Regions from separate parts of the Homo sapiens genome. Here region 1 is linked to region 2. A link is a contact called in ENCODE Hi-C or POLR2A ChIA-PET data. All regions are on one chromosome and are shown on one strand. Each heading gives the region's core, a stretch centred on a gene start or an enhancer-like site at or near the end of the contact. The rest is flanking DNA. Distances are from core to core; before and after follow the strand shown. Region 1 overlaps ETV6 (ETS variant transcription factor 6). Region 2 overlaps ETV6 (ETS variant transcription factor 6).

What was found. Hi-C counts contacts between places; a loop is a spot of excess contacts on that map. ChIA-PET counts read pairs that join two places held with the same protein, here RNA polymerase II (POLR2A). Pooled maps may share reads with other maps.
Region 1: a loop to region 2 is called in a map of endothelial cell of umbilical vein, with 7 times the contacts of the local background. The contact joins two enhancer-like sites. A Hi-C loop is called at or near these places in 3 of 168 maps with a recorded cell type or tissue (IMR-90, endothelial cell of umbilical vein and gastrocnemius medialis), 5 of 37 single-sample maps with no recorded cell type and 4 of 50 pooled maps. POLR2A ChIA-PET finds 5 or more read pairs at or near these places in 5 of 52 experiments (CD4-positive, alpha-beta T cell, GM12878, WTC11 and 2 more).

The regions. Positions count from the first base shown.
Region 1 is chr12:11,717,129-11,721,813 of GRCh38, reverse strand. The region is part of intron 1 of ETV6 (ETS variant transcription factor 6); the gene reads right to left. LOC124902879 (a long non-coding RNA gene) reads right to left here. Exons shown (of 2, transcript XR_007063212.1): 1 at 3,436-4,685; 2 at 1-2,755. Among named protein-coding and RNA genes, the nearest start is that of ETV6, 70 kb to the right of the region's middle. RefSeq lists enhancers at 1,455-1,604, 1,695-1,754. Within about 2 kb of position 1,898, at least 16 of the 41 ENCODE cell types and tissues checked have a DNase peak (open chromatin) inside an H3K27ac peak, as active enhancers do; they include IMR-90 and endothelial cell of umbilical vein, where a contact is called at or near this core.
Region 2 is chr12:11,795,145-11,799,383 of GRCh38, reverse strand. All of the region lies in intron 2 of ETV6 (ETS variant transcription factor 6), which reads right to left. Among named protein-coding and RNA genes, the nearest start is that of ETV6, 150 kb to the right of the region's middle. RefSeq lists enhancers at 3,115-3,803, 3,804-4,239. Within about 2 kb of position 1,648, at least 14 of the 41 ENCODE cell types and tissues checked have a DNase peak (open chromatin) inside an H3K27ac peak, as active enhancers do; they include IMR-90 and endothelial cell of umbilical vein, where a contact is called at or near this core.

The sequences.
Region 1 (4,685 bases), core at 649-3,148, 78 kb after region 2:
TAATGTTCATTAGGCATCTATTATATGCCAGGGTGCCAGACCCTCTGCTGGATGTCTTATAAATATTACCTTGCTTAATTCTAGAACAATTTAGGAAATATTTTTTCTTTTCCAACTTTTACTTTAGACATAGGGTTTACGTGTGCAGGTTTGTTACATGGGTATCTTGCATCCAGGTAGTGAGCACAGTACCCAAGAGGTAGTTTCTGACTCATTAACCCCCTCCCGCTCCTCCCTCTAGTAGTCCACAGTGTTTATTGTTCCCATGTTTATGTTCATGAGTGCTCGATGTATAGCTCCTACTTATAAGTGAGAACATGCAGCATTTGGTTTTCTGTTCCTGCATTCATTCACTTAGAATTATGGTTTCCAGCTCTTCCAACATGGTTACCCATGTTGCTATAAAGGACATGATTTCATTCCTTTTTATGGCTGCAAAGTATTCCATGGTGTATATGTACCACATTAAAACAAAATCAAATCCACTGTTGATGTGCACCTAGGTTGATTCCATGTCTTTGATACTGTGAATAGCGTGGCAGTAAACATACAAGTGTATATGTCTTTTTGGTATAATGATCTAGTTTCCTTTGGATATACACCCAGTAATGAGATTTATGGGCTGAATGGTAGCTCTGTTTTAAGTTGAGAAATCTCCAAACTGCTTTCTACAATGACTGAACTAAGTTACATTTCCCCCACCGGTGTATAAGCATTCCCTTTTCTCCATAGCCTCACCAGCATCTGTTATTTTTTGACTTTTGATAATAGCATTCTGACTGGTGTGAGACAGTATCTCGTCGTGGCTTTGATTTGCATTTCTCTGATGATTAGTGATAATAAGCATTTTTTCTTGTTTGTTGGCTGCTTGTATGTCTTCTTTTAAGAGGTGTCTGTTCATGCCCTTTGCCCATTTTTTAATGGAGTTATTGTTTTTTTGCCTCTTGATTTAAGTTCCTTATAGATTCTGGATATTAGACCTTTGTTGGATGCACAGTTTGCAAATATTTTCTCCCATTCGGTAGGTTGCTGTTTACTCTGTTGATTCTTTTGCCGTGCAGAAGCTCTTTAGTTTAATTAGTTCCCACTTGTCAATTTTTTGTTTTTGTTGCAATTGCTTTTGGGGACTTAGCCAAAAATCCTTTGCCAAGGCTAGTGTCAAGAGGGGTTTTTCCTGTGTTTTCTTCTAGGATTTTTACAGTTTGAGGTCTTAGATTTCGATTTAATCCATCTTGAGTTAATTTTTGTATATGGTGAAAGGTAAGGGTTCAGTTTCATTCTTCTGCATATGGCTAGCCAGCTATCCCAGCACCATTTATGAATAAGGAGTCCTTTACCCCATTGCTTGTTTTTGTTGGCCTTGAGCAAGAAATTTTTATCCTGATTTTACAGACAGGGAAACTGAGGCTCAGGGAATTTAAATCTGAGTTCATAAGTGTCAGAACTAAGAGCTGAACACAGAGTTGCCTTTGCCTCTCCCTAAAAACTGTGCTGTTTAACCATACAACTCAGTCTCAATGGTTTCTTACTTATATCCAGAAGTGTCTTTGACAACACTCTCAAGGCTTATTAGGGAGATGACTGTGCTGATGGCTCTTCGTGACTCTTAAAGATTAATGCTGTGCCTGAACATGCTAACACCATCCTCAGAAGCCCCTTTTCCTATCTTCAGATATCAACTCTTTCCCCTTCTATAATCACTGATACCAATAACCCACAGCTTCTCGTCCTTTGCCAAATCTGTATGAACTGCCACCAGTCCTGTTTATAGCTTCTGATTCGTGGGAGACCAGGCATTTCCTGCATGGTGGGAGCCTGAGGCCACGGTGGGAGAGGGGGCGGTAAAAGATGCCTTTCCTTCCCGGATGACTCAGAGCCAATGACTGTGCCGGAGCCCAGACAGCAGAAGCCTGTGCCCTTGGCGTCACCACAGGACCGCTTCCTATCTCAGTGAGGGAAGTGGCTGAAAGAGCCAGTGTGAGGGAAGAGGAAGGAAGGAGGCAGAGGGTCTGTTACCAGTCCTCATCCCTGCCTTCCATTCCCGCTTCTCTCTTGTCCCTTGCCCCAGACCCACCCCCGTGCTGGATTTTAATGCACAGACTTGCCTTTCTCAGATTCAAGCCTGACTCTGCCCTAGCACCCCCAAAAGACGCCACAGCCCATCAAGTTCCTCCCTGTGAGAGACATCGAGGCCTCTTGGTGTTGGCCAGAGATAAATGCATCTTTATTCAGAGCCCTGTAAAATTACAAACTGGTTTGCTTTATTACTTGTCAGCTGGTCCTTCCTTGCCATCCCTGGTGAGTGAAAGACAGGCTAGCATGACTGCATCTCAGTGCAGGAAAATGCTACAAGAGCTTGTCCTTCAGGGAAGAAAATCTCCTGATGTCTATACAGAGCACTTACTGTCTCTATCACATGACAGACCTAAAAGATCAGGATCTTTCGTGGGTCTATGTTTGTCGGTATTTTTAATATGCATGAGATTGCCCAAAGGGACTGTGAGATAACTTGGGGCAAGGACCACATTTCCTTCACCAAAGAGTATCAACATGATGCTAGATTTCCAGGCAGTGCCTCCTGACTTGAGATGCAGGCCTCCTGCGTGGAGCAAATGGATTCCAGACTCCAGTATACGGCTCCCCGTGGTGCAGGCTTCAGTTTCCCTCTCCCCAGCGGCCTCACTAACAGGGTGGCAGCTTAGCCAGTCCCTGGGCAGCTTCAACAGCTTTGATTAAATCTGGTCTGCTTCCAGTCCTGGAGATGCCAGAGAAATCACACTGATTACCCTAACAGACTGGATGAAACACTAAACACATACATTCTGCACAGCCTCAACAACTTCAGGAGAGAGAGAACCCAGACTCTGGGCAATGCCTGTCTGAATGACTCTTTCTGAATCACAGATCAGGGATCTGCCATCAGCCCTCACAGTGATTGTTCTGCAAGTCTGGCAGCCCTAAACTGATTCCTGCTTATTCTAAAATACAGTATTGAGCACTGGGCTGGCTTCGTGAGTGTGCGACCTGTGACCTGTGCAGTCATACAGAGGTCCTGTGCTTGTCTGAGAATTTTTTTGAGACACAGTCTCACTCTGTTGCCCAGGCTGCCTCCCAGGCTTAAAAGCAAGCCTCCCACCTCAGCCTCCCAAGTAGCTGGGACTACAGGCACACACCACCATGCCCAACTAATTTTTTTTTTTTTTTTTTTTTAGTAGCGATGGGGTTTCGTCATGTTGCCCAGGCTGGTCTCAAACTCCTGAGCTCAAGCGATCCGCCTGCCTCGTCCTCCCAAAGTGCTAGGATTTCAGGAGTGTGCCACCACACCTAGCCAACCTGGGTTTGTTTTAATGCTCTGCTGTGGCTATCTTGAAATTCTTCCTAATTTTTGAACAAGGAGCCCTACATCTACATTCTGCACCAAGTCCCAGTAGTTACCTAGCCAGTCCTGCCGAACACTAACTCCATTCAGTCACTTCAAGACATCTTGTAAGTCTGGGAAGCTGTGCCAAAAGAAATGGGGTGTGGTCAGGCAAGGGGTGAGGCTTTGGGCTGAGGTGTGGGGGCTGCTCAGCACAGGGGAGCCCAGGGTTCCTGGAACGGGGCAAGACACCAGCATGGACCAAGGAAACAGGAAGGGCCTCTCAATGCACACAAAAAATATTGCCCACTTTGGACCACTAGTTTTTGGAAGTTTCGGAAACTTCCCAAATCTATTTCAAGTTTTTTATTATGGGCCTTATTTCTATCTCTCTGATTTATATAAAACCTGACTTTCCCCCCATGTTTCGAAGAAGGTTGTTTTAAAAGGTGGCATTCTGTTTGTTCTTTTCAGCTCAAAAGAAATTTGCATGAGGTAAGGGGCTGTTGAGATTGAGAACTCCACTTCCAGGCTGTTAATTCTGTTCAAAGTCCAGGCCCACTCAGCTAGAGAACGGGTTGTTGCAGCGAGTAGTTGGAGGTCAGATACCACTGATCAGGCTGAGTGGGAGGGAATATCAGGGGACACTCACAGTGTAGAGTGTCTCTGGGTACAAAGTTCTCGATGATCATCAACAACAATAAACTATAGGAAAAATGTCCCACGGTGTATTTTGTAAGAAATTGCCTTGGGAAAGCATTCTCATGCGTTTTCAAAATGAGTCAGATGACAAAGACATTGCTTCTTTGAATGCTTCAGTAACTGTCTTGTGATCACTTGCAGGCGCATGAGGTCGAGCCTTTTATTAATGTTCTCAGACATGACAGCTAGAGATGGACGGATGTTCCTTATGCACACACATGTATACATGCCCCATAGCGTTACTGTATTACACTATAGGGAAAAGCAGTTGCCAAAAAGATATTTATTTAGGATAAATGAATATTCCATAGCACCCCTGCTTGTTACTACACTCTGTCTGAATCCCTGTGCACAGCCTGTCCTCCAGAACCATGAAATCAGCAGGAAGCAGATATGTTTTATGGGCTATGTGTCACTTAGCGCCGCCTGCGCATCCTAATAGGTGATGAAATAAGGGAGCTGCAGCAATTGCTATTGAAGCTGAAAATGTGGCCCCCTTGGCTCCAGGTTTGTCTGCTCTCAGGAAGGCATAGCTGGTTGCCTGCTCTTTGCAAAAGGAAGAAAATGGAACTGAGCAGACACTGCTGTATTTGGAGTGGCAGAGCAACATTAACATATACGATGC
Region 2 (4,239 bases), core at 399-2,898:
TGTGCTTATGAGGGACTGGGGAATGCACATGGATAATGTGACAGTGACTGTTTTTAGGAGCCCTAGGAAAGCACCGGGAAGGCTGTGAAAGATGGATGGCAGTAAAGGAGGTTGGGCACAGTGATCTTGTTCTGCACTAGACATCTAGTTCACTTGCAAAGTTGTGAACCTGTATGAGCCCATTCTCTCCTCGGGCTACATGGATAAGAATGTCTGTGGGTAGCTGTCTCCTCTTCTTCCTCTCCCCTCCCCCTCTGCCTTTAGTTAATTGCAGCTGTGGTCAAGGGACTGCAGCCAAAAGTCCCACAATGCACTCCTCCACAGGAAGTTCCCAAGATCTCTTCCTGAACAGGAAATTTCCTGTGGTCCAACAGACATTCCTCTCAGCGTTTATCACTCACATACATTTGTTTTGGCAGATACTGGGTCTTGGGTAAGAACAACAAGCAACGGTTGGAGGGAAAGCTACCTTAGAGAAAAAAATGCAGTTATTGTCAGGGGAAGAAAGTGTGACTGAATTAACTCCTATCTCCAAGGAAAACAAATACTAGCAAAATGGACTCAAGAGATCTGAAATGTGTGAGAATGTAAATACCACTCACACAGCTATGCAACACTAGGGATTTTATTTGTAACTCAAAGTGAAGGTAGGCAGGCTTTTTGGGGGCCAACTTCAAAGCATTTAGAAATACTCTTGTAAAATTTTCATTTTTATAAATGTCATGGCTACAGAGTGATTGAGATTTTACATTTTTTCTGCTGTTTCTTTATATATGTGCCCTAACGTAACTTATTTCCTCATTACAGAATCATTTCAATCTCTCCCACTTCTAGACACTAGCATTCCCCTTTCCTGAAGAGGAAAGAGCTACCCACGTGGCTCGCAAGCTAGTATTTCACATTTGTGTTGCTTCTCCATAGTGGAGTCTACACTTTCAGGGGCTCTAAGAGGTGGTATGAGAAAAATGTAAGTACTGGGGCATGACCAGCATGATTTTCCCTTGTAACTGGTCTTTCTGCCCCCGATCTTATAATCCATCCCTCAGCACATCACTTTCCTAAAATCCTTCAATGGCTGCCCACCAATTTGGAGGTCTTTACTTTTAATTTCCTTCATGGCCCAAATTAAACTTTCTCCTCTCCTAAGTCAACTGCTTCTCTTCTGTGGCGCAGTGACATGAAACACACTCCAATCACCCTACGTTCTAATTTGTTGGTTACTTATCTGTCTTCCCCAACGAATTACAAGTTCCTTGAGGTCAAGAACTATCTTATTTGTCTTTGGAATCCCAGTACAAAGGATTGTGCCTGATACATAATAGATAGTTGATAAGTTTTCCTTGGAAAGATAATCTCAAAATCTTATCCTTGTATGGTAATAAAAAACAAAGGAATTTCCTTTTGTTTCTATCATCACATTCCCAAATAAACCCATCACACAAAACTATCTTATATTATAAGCATTCTAGCAATCTAGTAACAACCTACAAGAACCACGGAACTAAAATCTTTTCCTTCAAATCACACAAACTTGGAATGTCCACTTTCTCTGGTATGAGAGATTTGTGCATACCATAAGTCCTATTTATTTTACTTGGGTTTTAGCTGCAGTGAGATGCTTGGCTGTCTGCCCCTACGGCCCAGAACCTTTCCAGTTAGGCTTACTTAACCCTCCTTTACTTTGAAGTTCAGCTCCACCCAGACTCCGGGACCAGGCCTACCCTTTATCAAGAGGAAGCTTGGGACCAGTGGTTCAGGGAACCAGTATTGAGTCACTCCTGCTGGCTTTTCTGTGCCCTTGTCTGCCACCTAAAAACAAGCCTTTGCTGTAATGGGATGCCTATCTTGGTTCCTACCCAGCTCTGTCTTCCAGTCCTTCTCAATAACAGAAGTCCTATGACCGAATCCCAGTCTCTGTGGCTGGATTTCTGCTCCTTGAGCTCTTTGTTTCTAAGGTTAATGCTGGATGCCAGCTCTCAACTGCCAACAGCCTGCCACCTTACCACATTCACCAACGACTGGCAGCCCTGGCCCTCCTCCCACTATCTGGTACTGAAACTTCCCTATGACCCTGACTCTGTGGGTACAGCCGAGGTTTTGGAACTGTGAATTTCTTAAAGAGAGTAACTTTTCATTTCTGTGTTCCCAGTGCCGGGACTATTGCTAGGTACACTGTCTGAATAAAAATAATGGTGTTTGAAAGAATGAATGGTCTCAAAATGGAGAGGCATGATTAGATCTGTTAGGGACATCATAGTAAAGGACCAACAAATTATTTCTGGGTTCTTTAGAGGAGAAAAAGAATCTTTCATTGAAGAAAGGACATCTAAATGCCTCTCGACAAGGAGATAAAGCTCTACTTTAAGAAATTACCCTAGGCCAGGCATGGTAGCTCATAGTGAGACCTTGTGTCTACAAAAATTTTAAAAATTAGCTGAGCATGGTGCGGCATGCTTGTGGTCCCACATACATGGGAAGCTCAGGTAGGAGGATTGCTTGAGCCCAGGAGGTGGAGGCTGCAGTGAGCCATGTTCATGCCACTGCACTCCAGCCTGGGTGACAGAGAGAGAACCTGTGTCAAAAATCAAAACACACACACACACAAAAAAAAAAAAAAGAAAAGGAAGAAATTATCCCTTAGTGCTATTCAATGTCTTAAAAGAAAGAGACAAGGAAAGTTTATAGAGAAGAAACCTGTCATTGCACAGCCTTGGTGTCCTTGATCGGCCCCACGCATGGACAGTGCACAGCGGAAGCTCTGGTTTCAGTGGTAGATGATGTATAAGAGTAAGAGGCGCCTTTAGGATGGCCAGTGTCTTTAATGCCCCTAAACACTTGGGAGGGCTGGCTGGTGGTTTCCACTATTTTATTTGTATCTCATTGGGTTGAGAGTCAGAAGGTCTGAGCTCCAACATTCACTCTGCCATTGACAAGCTTGATGACCCTGGACAAGTCATCTGTGTCTCCTCATCTGTTATGGGCTGTTGGAATGATAAATGGCACGAGGCTGCCACATTACAGGGTGAGTATGAATATGGCACATAACAGGTAAATACGAATCTTGGCCGAGGACCAGATGATGATTAATGCAATGTTGTTTTTTTCCTTTCCGGCAAGAAAAGGAAAAGCCTAAAGCTCGATCTACTTTCTTGTCTCAAATGCATCATAACTAGTCCTTTTCACTTAAGACTCACTCACAATGTACTTTCCTGCTTGACTGGACAGTGGCTGAACTGGAGGCTGAGGTGTCTGTATTTTATCTACGTCAAGTGAATGCTTCATTCAGAGGCAAAGGGAAAAATCTAAAGAATGTGGCCAAGGTAATTTGAGCTTCATCAGTGAGGGAATGGATTTGCTGTGACCACTCAGATCAAATTCATGATGTTATTTTGCTAGGCTTTTTGAAGCTGAGCTAACAGATAAGGGTGGCAGCCTCCTTCCTCCCCTCTTGGCTAACATTTACTGAGTCCTTGCTGTGTGACAGACACTGTACTAAGTGTTTTACATTTATATTTTCACTTATTTCTTCGAACCACCCTATGAAGTGGACACTATTCTTAACCCCATTTTATCTAGGTCTTTGGAGAGGTTAGGCAACCTTCCAAGTTGCTCAGAAGTAGGAAGTAGCAGAGCCGGAACTGGAATGTTATTGCCCACTGTACAATATTACCTTTCTGTATACCATGGAAACTGCACCTTGTTCTCTGGAATATGAATGGGTTTGGCCCATGCCTTCCATGGGTGGAGATGTAGTGGTGAAATCGATGTGGACAGAAGCCCTGGAGGGCACGCCAGTAAGTGACAAGCTGAACTTCCAAAGACTGCATGAATGGTTTTTAGGAAATCAATCATTAAAGTGCTACATAATCTATCATGGTTCCCAATGATGACTGAAATTGTTCACTTTGGCTCTATTGGCCTGGTTTCCTTGGAGGGTGCCCCTCCTCCATGCATCGTCCCCAAGGCCAGAACAGCTGGTGCTCTTTGCTAACTGGGCACCAGTTCCAAGGATAGGGAATCAGAGGCAGAATGTTTTGTGAGGAAGGCCCGGTGCTGGGGCACTCCGGCCACCAGCGGACTGACAGAGCCCCAAGCTCTTCAACTTCAGGGCTTTCTCTAAGTTATCCCAAGTTTAATATTTTAAGTATATTCTGCTTTAACCAAATAACAGTTCCTGCTTTATTTTTATAAATATTATATGCTGAGGTCCAATTTGAAGGAAGCAATCTTAGAAGTTAA